Linked DNA regions of Homo sapiens: region 2 is linked to region 1. The links are chromatin loops, found by intact Hi-C in ENCODE. Cell type or tissue: CD4-positive, alpha-beta T cell. All regions are shown on one strand. Links, peaks and the distances in the headings refer to the core of each region. The heading gives the core; the rest is flanking DNA. Region 1 holds the start of PRR34 (PRR34 long non-coding RNA). Region 2 overlaps FAM118A (family with sequence similarity 118 member A).

Region 1 (4,511 bases), core at 299-4,298:
GGCACACGTAGAAGCAGAGTTCCTTGGGGTTGGATCTGTGGGGTGGTTTGTGAGGGGGACTGTGTCATCCACTGTGGAAAAGACTTAGCTGCCTCTCTGTAAAACATTTTTGCCTGACGTGAGTTCTCTCCCTTGACCGGGGGCCAGCACAGTACATAGTAGGGTGGTTAAGAGCCCTGGGTTTGGGCTGAGCGCGGTAGCTCATACCTGTAATTCCAGCACATTGGGAGGCCGAGGCAGGAAGATTGCATGAGCCCAGGAGTTTGAGACCAACCTGAGCAACAAAGGTTAAAAAAAAAAACATTAGCTGGGCATGGTGGCACACGCCTGTAAGTCCCAGCAACTTGGGTGGCTGAGGCAGGAGGATAACTTGAGCCTGGGAGGTTGAGGCTGCAGTGAGCGGTGATCACGCCACTGCACTCCAGCAGGGGCAACAGAGCAAGACCCCATCTCAAAAAGAGAAAAGAAAAGCCTTGGGATGGGATTTGGGGTGCTCTGAGTTTAAATCCCAGGGCCCCCACTTTGGTGTGATCTCAGGTATGCTCCTGAACTCTCTATGCCTGAGTTCCCCCAGCTGTAAAGGAGGGGGTGATAATAATGCTGCCCAGACCCCAGAGGACCCCTAGGAGGCTCTTGCTGGGCAGCTGGTCCTGCCCCAGAGCCCTCCCACTCCACACACCCCTGCATACGCTCAAGGGCAGATGGGCCCCCCACAACCAAGCCAGGCCTGGTGGCCCTAGGACACTCTTGGCCACAAGAATTCAGATTATTTTCTCAGCAAATTTCTGACCAGTGTCCTGGGGCCTCAGCAGGGGCAGGGCTGCATGGTCCTGGGTCTATCTGGACTTGTTCTGGCTCAGACCTCAGCCCACCACAAGGACAACGAGTCTGGGAACTCGGGCAGGCTCTCTGCCAACCAGGAGCTGCTCTTGCTCGCCGGGACCCCACAGGGCAGGAATAGTGGGCATTCATATCATTCCCATTTTGCAACCAGGCAGACCGAGGCCCAGAGAGGCCAGATAACCTGCCTCAGGCCACACAAATGGCAAACAATAAGGCCAAACCTTGGTGATGGCCAGACTCTAAATCCGGGGCCACTTCTTGCCTTAGGAATATAGTCTTTCCTGGCACTCACTTAGCCAAAAATCTTTCTAGAAGGGTGGCAGGCCTTCCTGCCCCACTCCCGGAACAGGCCGGCTGCTTTCAGGGCCAGAAGAGCCAGCCCTTTGGAGGAGGAGGCTTGTGAGAGTGGGGATGGGCCGCAGAGCCTCCCCAGGCAGGGCAGCGTTGCAGCTTGCATGTGGCAGGGATGTAGGGTGAAGCTGTGCAGGGCAAAAGACAGGTCAGTTCCCGCTGGAAGTGCCCCACTGGGGGGCCTCGGTGTGTCTCTTTCCCCAGCACTGGCATGGCACATTTTGACCTGAGCAATGGTGAGCTGCCCGGAATACGAACAGGAGGAAGAGAACCTTCCCCAGGCAGCATGTGAGGCTGGGGTGGCACTCGACACAGGACAGCAGGCAAGGACATGCCGCCCTCCAGGCTGAGGGTCTTGGGAGCCTCCCCTCCCAGCCCCTGCTGTGGCCTCCCCCTGGGCCCTGGCATGGGAGGAGTTAAGCTGCCGCGGGCACCTTGGCACATTGCGCTGCCCAGAGTGTCCGGCTCCCCACCCCCACTGCTTTTCTTCCTTTTTGCCTTTTTCCTTCTTAATTAATCATACGCTGCTGCCCAATTTAAATATGGAAATGCCCAGGCCGAGGCGATGCAATTATTCATGAGGGCCGGGCGGCTGTCCGGGGCTCTCGGGCTGTGGGGAGTACCGTGGCATCGCCTCCGTTCTGATGTGTGTGAAATTATGTGCACAAAAGGCGCCTCCTTATCTGGGAGTGTGAACTAAATAAATAAATAAGGGCTTTTGTTTGTTTGCCGGCTCCTGCACATGGCTGCTGGGACTCAAGCGCTCGTGTTGTCTGCGCCTCTGTGGGACTCTGGGGACGGGAGGCAGGGGAGGCCCCCGCAGGCCGGCCAGGGGCTGGGGGCTGGGGGCCGGGGGCCGGCCGCCGGGCACCTGGGGCCCTCTCCCTCCCCAGGCACCACCCTCACCCCGCAGCTCCCCCCCATACACACCCTCGCTGGAAAGTTCGCCCTGCCCGGGCTGGGCTCCCAGGCAGCCTGGCACCGTGCCAGGCTCGCCGCCGAGCTCGGGCAGCAGGGTGGGGCAAACGCGGAGCACGGAGGACGGGGCCGGGCGACCTGGGCACCAGCAGGACCCGAGGCCAGGAGCCAGGGGCCCAGAAGGTGAGGGCACCCCGGGTGGGCGCAGGGTGGGCGCTCTGTGGGCAACGGGCCCTGCGGCCGGGCCCAGGAGCAGGCCTCGTTGCGGGGTTGGGGGGGGAGGTTGGAGCGGAGGCTGGCAGAGGAGGCAGGCACAAAGGAGGGCAGTGCCAGGCAGCTGTGGCCGACGCAGGCATCGCTGCCCGCCTGCCCCTAGCCGGCCTCCCCGCCGAGGGGAGGACGCGTGTGCAGGGGCCCGGGCAGGAGCGGCAGACACCGAGCCGCGGCCACAGGGCCAGCCGCACAGTCGGAGGAAGGGCCGGAGCGAGGCGGGGCCCGGGGCTGTCAAGGAGAAAAACATCCCAAGGCCTGCAAATTGCTGCTCTCAGCTTTTTTCCCCCCTCCTCCTGCTTCGCGGGGTGGGGGGGTTGGGGGGGGGGTGGTGGGGGGAGAAAGCAGCGCTTCCTCTGGAGGCGGATGCAAAAAGGATGCAGAATTTTAACCATCTCCTGCACCGGCCCGTCCTTCCTGAGCAGGGTTTGGGCCCAGGCCTGGCGCCGTGGCTCCCTGGGAAGGGAAAGGCCAGAGCAGCCGATGCCGGTTCTGGGGGACGCCGGAAAGCCCAGCCTCCTCTGCACCTCCATCCAGAACCGGGGGCCCCGCAGCACCTGCAGCAGGGGTGGAGGGTGGGAGGCAGAAGGGGCCTGGTGCTCTCGGAGGCTGCACCTCACGGTACCAGTCGCTACCCAGAGCAGCACGCCTGTTTGCTGGCCTGCTCTTGGGTGTTAAACATGGTGTCCAGGTCCCCGGTTGGAGACCCCAGCCCTGTACCGGGTGAGGGTCTTAGCTCCCACTGACTTGGGGCCTTCAACCACACTGGCATCCCAGGCCTTCCTCCTGACTGACTTCTGTTTTAAAAATAATGTGGAACGTTTTCTGGCATCTGGTGAGGGATTCACACACTGTTTACTGAGGGCAGGACTTAAGGAATGAGTTCAGAAGGTATCTATCTGGTCACTGGACAAACGGCAGGCAAGCCCCCTGTGCTCCTCGCTGGGTGAGACTCAGGGGCATGGGTTTGGGCATGGGAGCTCAGAGGGATGGTCTGGGCCCACAAGCCCACGAGGCATAGAGCCTAGGGCCCATGAAATGTTTTCATTTTAATTTCTTTTAAAATCAGAAGAAAAAATGACTATAAAAATAATGAATATACGACAATGAATTCGACCTGGTTTTATTGGCCTTTAGTCTGATGTAGTCATAAAATAGAATTTTTAGTATTTATGGAGGAAGGGAACCAGGAAGCCAAAAGTGCCCCGGCCCATGGAAGGCGGGTGTGGCCTGGGTTGGTCCTGTCTGTCCCAGGACAAAGGGTCAGATGTCTGGGTCCAGGGGGGGTTTGGAGGGCATCTGGGTGCCCTGTGAATCTGGCTTCCACGAAGGCTAGCTGGGACAGGTTGCTCCAGCCTGCGGTGGACAGGAGCCAGGGCTGTGTATGTCTGTGCGTGTCCGTGTATGTGCACGTGGGTGTGCAGGCATACTCGTGTGCATGCCAGTGTTTGACAAAGGATTCCTAGACACCTGCGTGTGTAAGTCCCAATTCTCAAAACGGGGAATGCAAGGCCAGGGTCAGGAGACAGTGTGGCTGCAAGGGCCTGGTATTCCTGACAATGATGGGTAGGGAGTGCCATTGTCTCCCTAGGAGAAAGCAGCCTTCAAGGTCCCAGCACCCCCAAACCCACGAGCTCACACAAAACAACGCGAGCCACAAATGCAAGCCACATCTGTCATTTAACACCTTCTAATAGCCACATTTTCAGAAAGTGAAAATAAGCGGGTAAGATTCACTTTAGTACTAAAATTCATTTTAATCTAATATAAATTTCCAAAATCCTATTTCAGTGTGTTGCTCGTATGAAACTGTGAACGGGATATTTTGCCATTTTTTCCATATTCGATTTGGCCTCTCCCCATTTCAATGGCTCCTTTGCTGCGTGTGGAGCAGCTACCACGGCGGTCACGTAGGTTTAGTAGGTCCCTGTGCCCCCCACTTCCCCACCCAGAGTAGGGGAGACTGGTTTTCTGCTTCTTTTTTGCTGGTGGCCCTTCCTGGCCAGGGAAAGGGATACTTCCACTGGCTCATCAGCCCCCAGCAACCCTGAGAGCTGAAAGAATGGATGTTGGGGCTGCAGGTTCCAGAATGAGGGGGGCTGCTGGAAAGGGTTCTTCGGCTGTGCTCC
Region 2 (4,220 bases), core at 1-4,000, 740 kb before region 1:
AGGAAGTTTGTGGGAATCACATCTAGAATGAAGGGAGAGGAGGATATTAATGAGCAGGGTCTGGCCGTTGAGCTTCCATAGCATGCAGTCATCTGTCTTGCTGAGGGTCATGCTGGGAAGGGCTTGCTTGAAGGCTCCCGGTCTTCCAGAGCTGCCTTGGTGTAGTCAGAATGCAGTGGATAGATTCTGGCCTCCTTTAAGGACATTCCAGTCCTCAAGATCCACCCTGGCTACACTGATTAAATTTAGTATTTCCCAGCCTCTTGTCTCCTGTCAGTAGCACATTTATAAATGCTTTCTTAGTGTGAGGCGCTTTTGTCACAGTGGCAGTGGTAATATTGGTACTAATAGCCTACTGTGTTGCCGGGCTTTGCTCTAAGGGCTCAACATAAATCAACTCCTTTGTAGTCACAGTGACCTTGTCTGACTTTGCAAATTCTGGGGTCATTTTATGATCACTGTGGATTGACTACAGGTGAGTTAAAGGTGAGCATTCGGAAACTTTGCCGAGTAAATGTGACACCACTCACTCCTGTGTGAGATGGATGTAGTTTGAGCTTATGTTTACTCTGAGTCCCTCTTGCTTCATTGTAATCAGATGCTGCTTGGACACCCTTATCTCCTTGCTTTTTGAAACTGCTCAAAGCCCATGTGATCATCTATTTATAGAAAGAAATTAAGAAAGTTGGGCACAGTGGCTCACACCTGTAATCCCAGCACTTTGGGAAGCTGAGGCAAGTGGATTGCTTGAGGTCAGGAGTTCGAGACCAGCCTCTGACCAACATGGTGAAACCTGTCTCTACTGAAAAACCACAAACTTATCCAGGTTTAGTGGCGTGTGCCTGTAATCCCAGCTACTTGGAAGGCTGAGGCAGGAGAATTGCTTGAACCCGGGAGGCGGAGGTTGCACCAAGCCGAGATTGCGCCATTGCACTCTAGCCTAGGCAACAAGAGTGAAACTCACTCTCAAAACACACAGAAAAGGTTTTCTTAAAGGATACTTTTGAGGATCCCAGAATCTGGACACTTCCAGTTGATGGTTTGTGCTTGTTAAGTGAACATATAGCTTGTAATGGAAAGCGAGTAATTTAAGGTTTTTTTGTTACACCACTTTTAATCATTACAGTTCTTGACACACATTCCCCTCTCCCCACAGAGCCTCGTGATGTTCGTTCATTCGTCCATCTGCTCTGTTTTCCTTGGCACTCTGGGCTTCTCCCTGTCCCGCCAGGGTTTAAACAGCCACAGCCTATTTGCTAGCTCAGCGCCAGGCCCAGGTCCCGGCCCAGCAGGTTCTTATGCCAGGCTCGCTGGGGCCACTCATGCAGTTGTGGCCCAAGGCAGCCTTGCTCTTGTGTGGGTGGATGGTACCTCGGCTGCCCACCAAGTGGCAGGCCAGAGCTCTGCAGGGCAGAATTCCACCGGGACAGGCTCTGTCGTAAAGGGTGTGTCGGACTTGTACTTGCTTCCCGTTATCCCATTTGCCGATATCTCAGTGGCCAAAAAGTCACATGGCTAAGCCTGGAGTCTGTGAGGGGCTGTAGAAGGGTGTGGCTGCCAGCAGGCATGAGGGGCGGGGCCATTAACATCCTACCACGGTAGGGTTGTGAGGTACTTTGTTTTACTACCTGTAAATAACAAGTTCGATTTTGGTAGCTTGTATTTTGCATTGAACTCCGTTTGATGAACGTTTACGTAGTGCTGGATGCCAGGGTTTGAAGAATAAGACAGTCTCTAGCTACTCTATGCTAGTTTATAAAATGCTAGTGATCTTAAGTTCTAAGCAGACAGCATCCTGGTAAGAGTTTGGCTTTGGATTAAAAAAGACAGGAACTGCTTATAAGAATCTCTGCTGGGGCCAGATTTTGCTTTCAGAAATGCTGATAGGTCCTTGAAAAAAAAGAAGGGTTGCTATGATGACTTGGCTCTGGGCCCACACACCGTGGTGACGACATAGTCACTAAGGAAACCGAGAGATGCAGCGTCTGAAAGGCCTCCGAAGGGTTTTGTTACTGTTTTCTGGGATCTGATTGGCTTAGACGGTGTTTGGATGGGAGCAGAACGCTGGAGCTTGCTGTCCTGCTGAAACTTCTAGGACCTGGTGCCGAGTGCTTTTGAGATCACCTTACTTGGATTTTGGTTTAAAAACAAGGGGGAGATTTAGGGTAATTTCTAGATTATTGTGAGATTTGACTCTGATGTTTAGGCTGCTGTAAAACAGGAAATGAGGTAATGTCTTTAAACATGTAGTGTGATAATGAACTGTAAATGTCTAAATATGGGCAACTGTGCAGTTCAAGTTGCAGAGTTGCTGTGTTGAGTTTTTATATAATTGGGTACTTTCCGTGTTGGCTCCTTTGATCCTTAAAAGTATGCATCAGTATTAAAGTCTAGAGGCCCATCTGCCTATTGAGGTTGGACTCCGTGTGGTTGTGTTTGAAATACTGTCTGAGGAGCCAGCACCAGACCTGCAGTTCAGGCTGAGAAAGAGGTTTTGAGCACTTAAGCGAGCCACAGACCACCCAGGAGTGCGAGCTGTGGCCTGTTACGTAAGTGTTAGGAATAGTGTGATACCTCGTTCTTTTGAGAAACTTTGAAATCACTTAATTTCGGAGTTAAATATAGCCTGCAAAAGTTTAATTTGTTCATACTGTTTTTGAAGATGTGTAAATGCAGTATTTAGGATTTGAATTTGTAACCATAATCACTTATATGTGGAGAATCGAAAGCAATTGAACAGTGGTTGAAAGAACTAGAGGTAGATTTTGAAAGTTCTTTACTGTGGTAACAGTTTTAGGCATGTGGTTTTTTTACGTCACTGGTTGACCAGTGCGTGTTTAAAAAATAGTCTAAAATGTCGTGTACAGACGGCTGAACTAAACAAGCCCTTCTCATAGACAGGGAGGAGTAACTATTTGGAAGTGATGTGGATTATTTTGGGGGGCGGGAGTAGGGGGCACTTGAATTAGCCAGCTGATGAGCCCTCTTATCGTCCCCTTCCAAATAGGATTGAACAGGAGTGGCTCCCAAGTCCTGCCCCACAGCAGGAGGCCGGGAGTGTGCAGGCCGCCTCATCCACAGGCCAGAGCCTGAGCTGTTGGACTCAGCAGTTCCAGCTGCCAGAGCACTTTCATACAGAGGCCTGAGCTTTCAAAACTCGGCCCATTGGCAAGAATCCATGTTTTATGGTTAATAAAACTGAGGATTGGTGAACAGTTAAATCAGTCATTGAAATCTCAGGGGTGGGGTCCAGAGTTGCTTATATTATTAATAGATGGTGGAGGGATTATATTATACAGCGGAGAAACTCAACTTCTGTTACTTTCCTTAGAAAGTATCTAGTAGATTAAAAAAACAAAAGATTAGTTTGATGACTGATGTTAACTCCTCAATGGGAAGAAGGATGTGTTAGGGCCAAGCCCCAGCCCGGACTCTGCCAGTCTTTCCCTGGGGCAGGTTACAGGCATCTGTGAGCCTCGTTTTCTTTGCCTGTGGACTGTGATTTCTTAGCATTTGGGGTAAGGTCGCAGACATGTTTGGGAGTTGATGGAAGCTGTGAACTCTCCCTAGGAAAATATATGCATGGACTTAGGTAGTTGTTTACATTTTCAAAGGATAACGGGGATCCCATTTAGCTCTGCGATCTAATGATGCTTATGGACTGATTAAGCCTTGTTTCCTTACCCTGGAAAATTACTTTTGATGACCTGATTCTAGTGGCTGGGTGTGTGTGTGTGAGTGAAGATTACACATGTGAAAAAGTGATTTTTCAGCCAGTTGCTGTGGCTCATGCCTGTAATCCCAGCACTTTGGGAGGCCGATGCAGGCGGATCACAAGGTCAAAGATCGAGACCATCCTGGCTAACATGGTGAAATCCCGTCTCTATGAAAAATACAAAAATTAGCCGGATGTGGTGGCGCAGGCCTGTGCCACTGCACTCCAGCCTGGTGACAAAGCGAGACTCCATCAAAAAAAAACAAACAAACACGTAATTTTTCTTTTTCTTTTCTTCCTTCTTCTTCTTCTTTTTTTTTTTCTTTTTAAGACAGGGTCTCACTCTGCGACCCAGGCTGGAGTGCAGTGGCACAGTCGTGGTTCACTGCAGCCTCAACCTCCTGGGCTCAGGTGATTTTACCATTCAGCCTTCCAAGTAGCTGGGACTACAGATGAGCACCACCACATTGGCTAATTTTTGTATTTTTTGTAGAGATGGGGTTTC

What was found. Hi-C counts contacts between places; a loop is a spot of excess contacts. Peaks named below come from ENCODE experiments on the same cell type or tissue, not always from the same donor. Only the 100,000 strongest peaks of a DNase experiment are listed, where the experiment ranks them.
Region 2: a loop joins it to region 1, with 3 times the contacts of the local background. A loop is called at or near these places in 1 of 110 quality-filtered maps.

Annotation. Positions count from the first base shown.
Region 1 is chr22:46,051,626-46,056,136 of GRCh38, forward strand. All of the region lies in intron 1 of LOC124905135 (collagen alpha-1(III) chain-like), which reads left to right. It overlaps PRR34 (PRR34 long non-coding RNA), which reads right to left and starts at 2,600. Exons shown (of 2, transcript NR_165243.1): 1 at 2,125-2,600; 2 at 1-274. It overlaps PRR34-AS1 (PRR34 antisense RNA 1), which reads left to right and starts at 2,221. Exons shown (of 3, transcript NR_027034.1): 1 at 2,221-2,295. RefSeq lists silencers at 1,991-2,110, 2,351-2,510. In CD4-positive, alpha-beta T cell, for the core only: no CTCF peak of the experiment used is centred there; DNase peaks (open chromatin) are centred at 1,282, 1,716 and 2,176; H3K4me3 peaks cover 3,102 bases; H3K27ac peaks cover 2,330 bases.
Region 2 is chr22:45,316,412-45,320,631 of GRCh38, forward strand. The region is part of intron 1 of FAM118A (family with sequence similarity 118 member A); the gene reads left to right. Among named protein-coding and RNA genes, the nearest start is that of FAM118A, 8.6 kb to the left of the region's middle. RefSeq lists enhancers at 2,071-2,120, 2,171-2,240. In CD4-positive, alpha-beta T cell, for the core only: no CTCF peak of the experiment used is centred there; DNase peaks (open chromatin) are centred at 1,950, 2,380, 2,830 and 3,946; H3K4me3 peaks cover 2,159 bases; H3K27ac peaks cover 4,000 bases.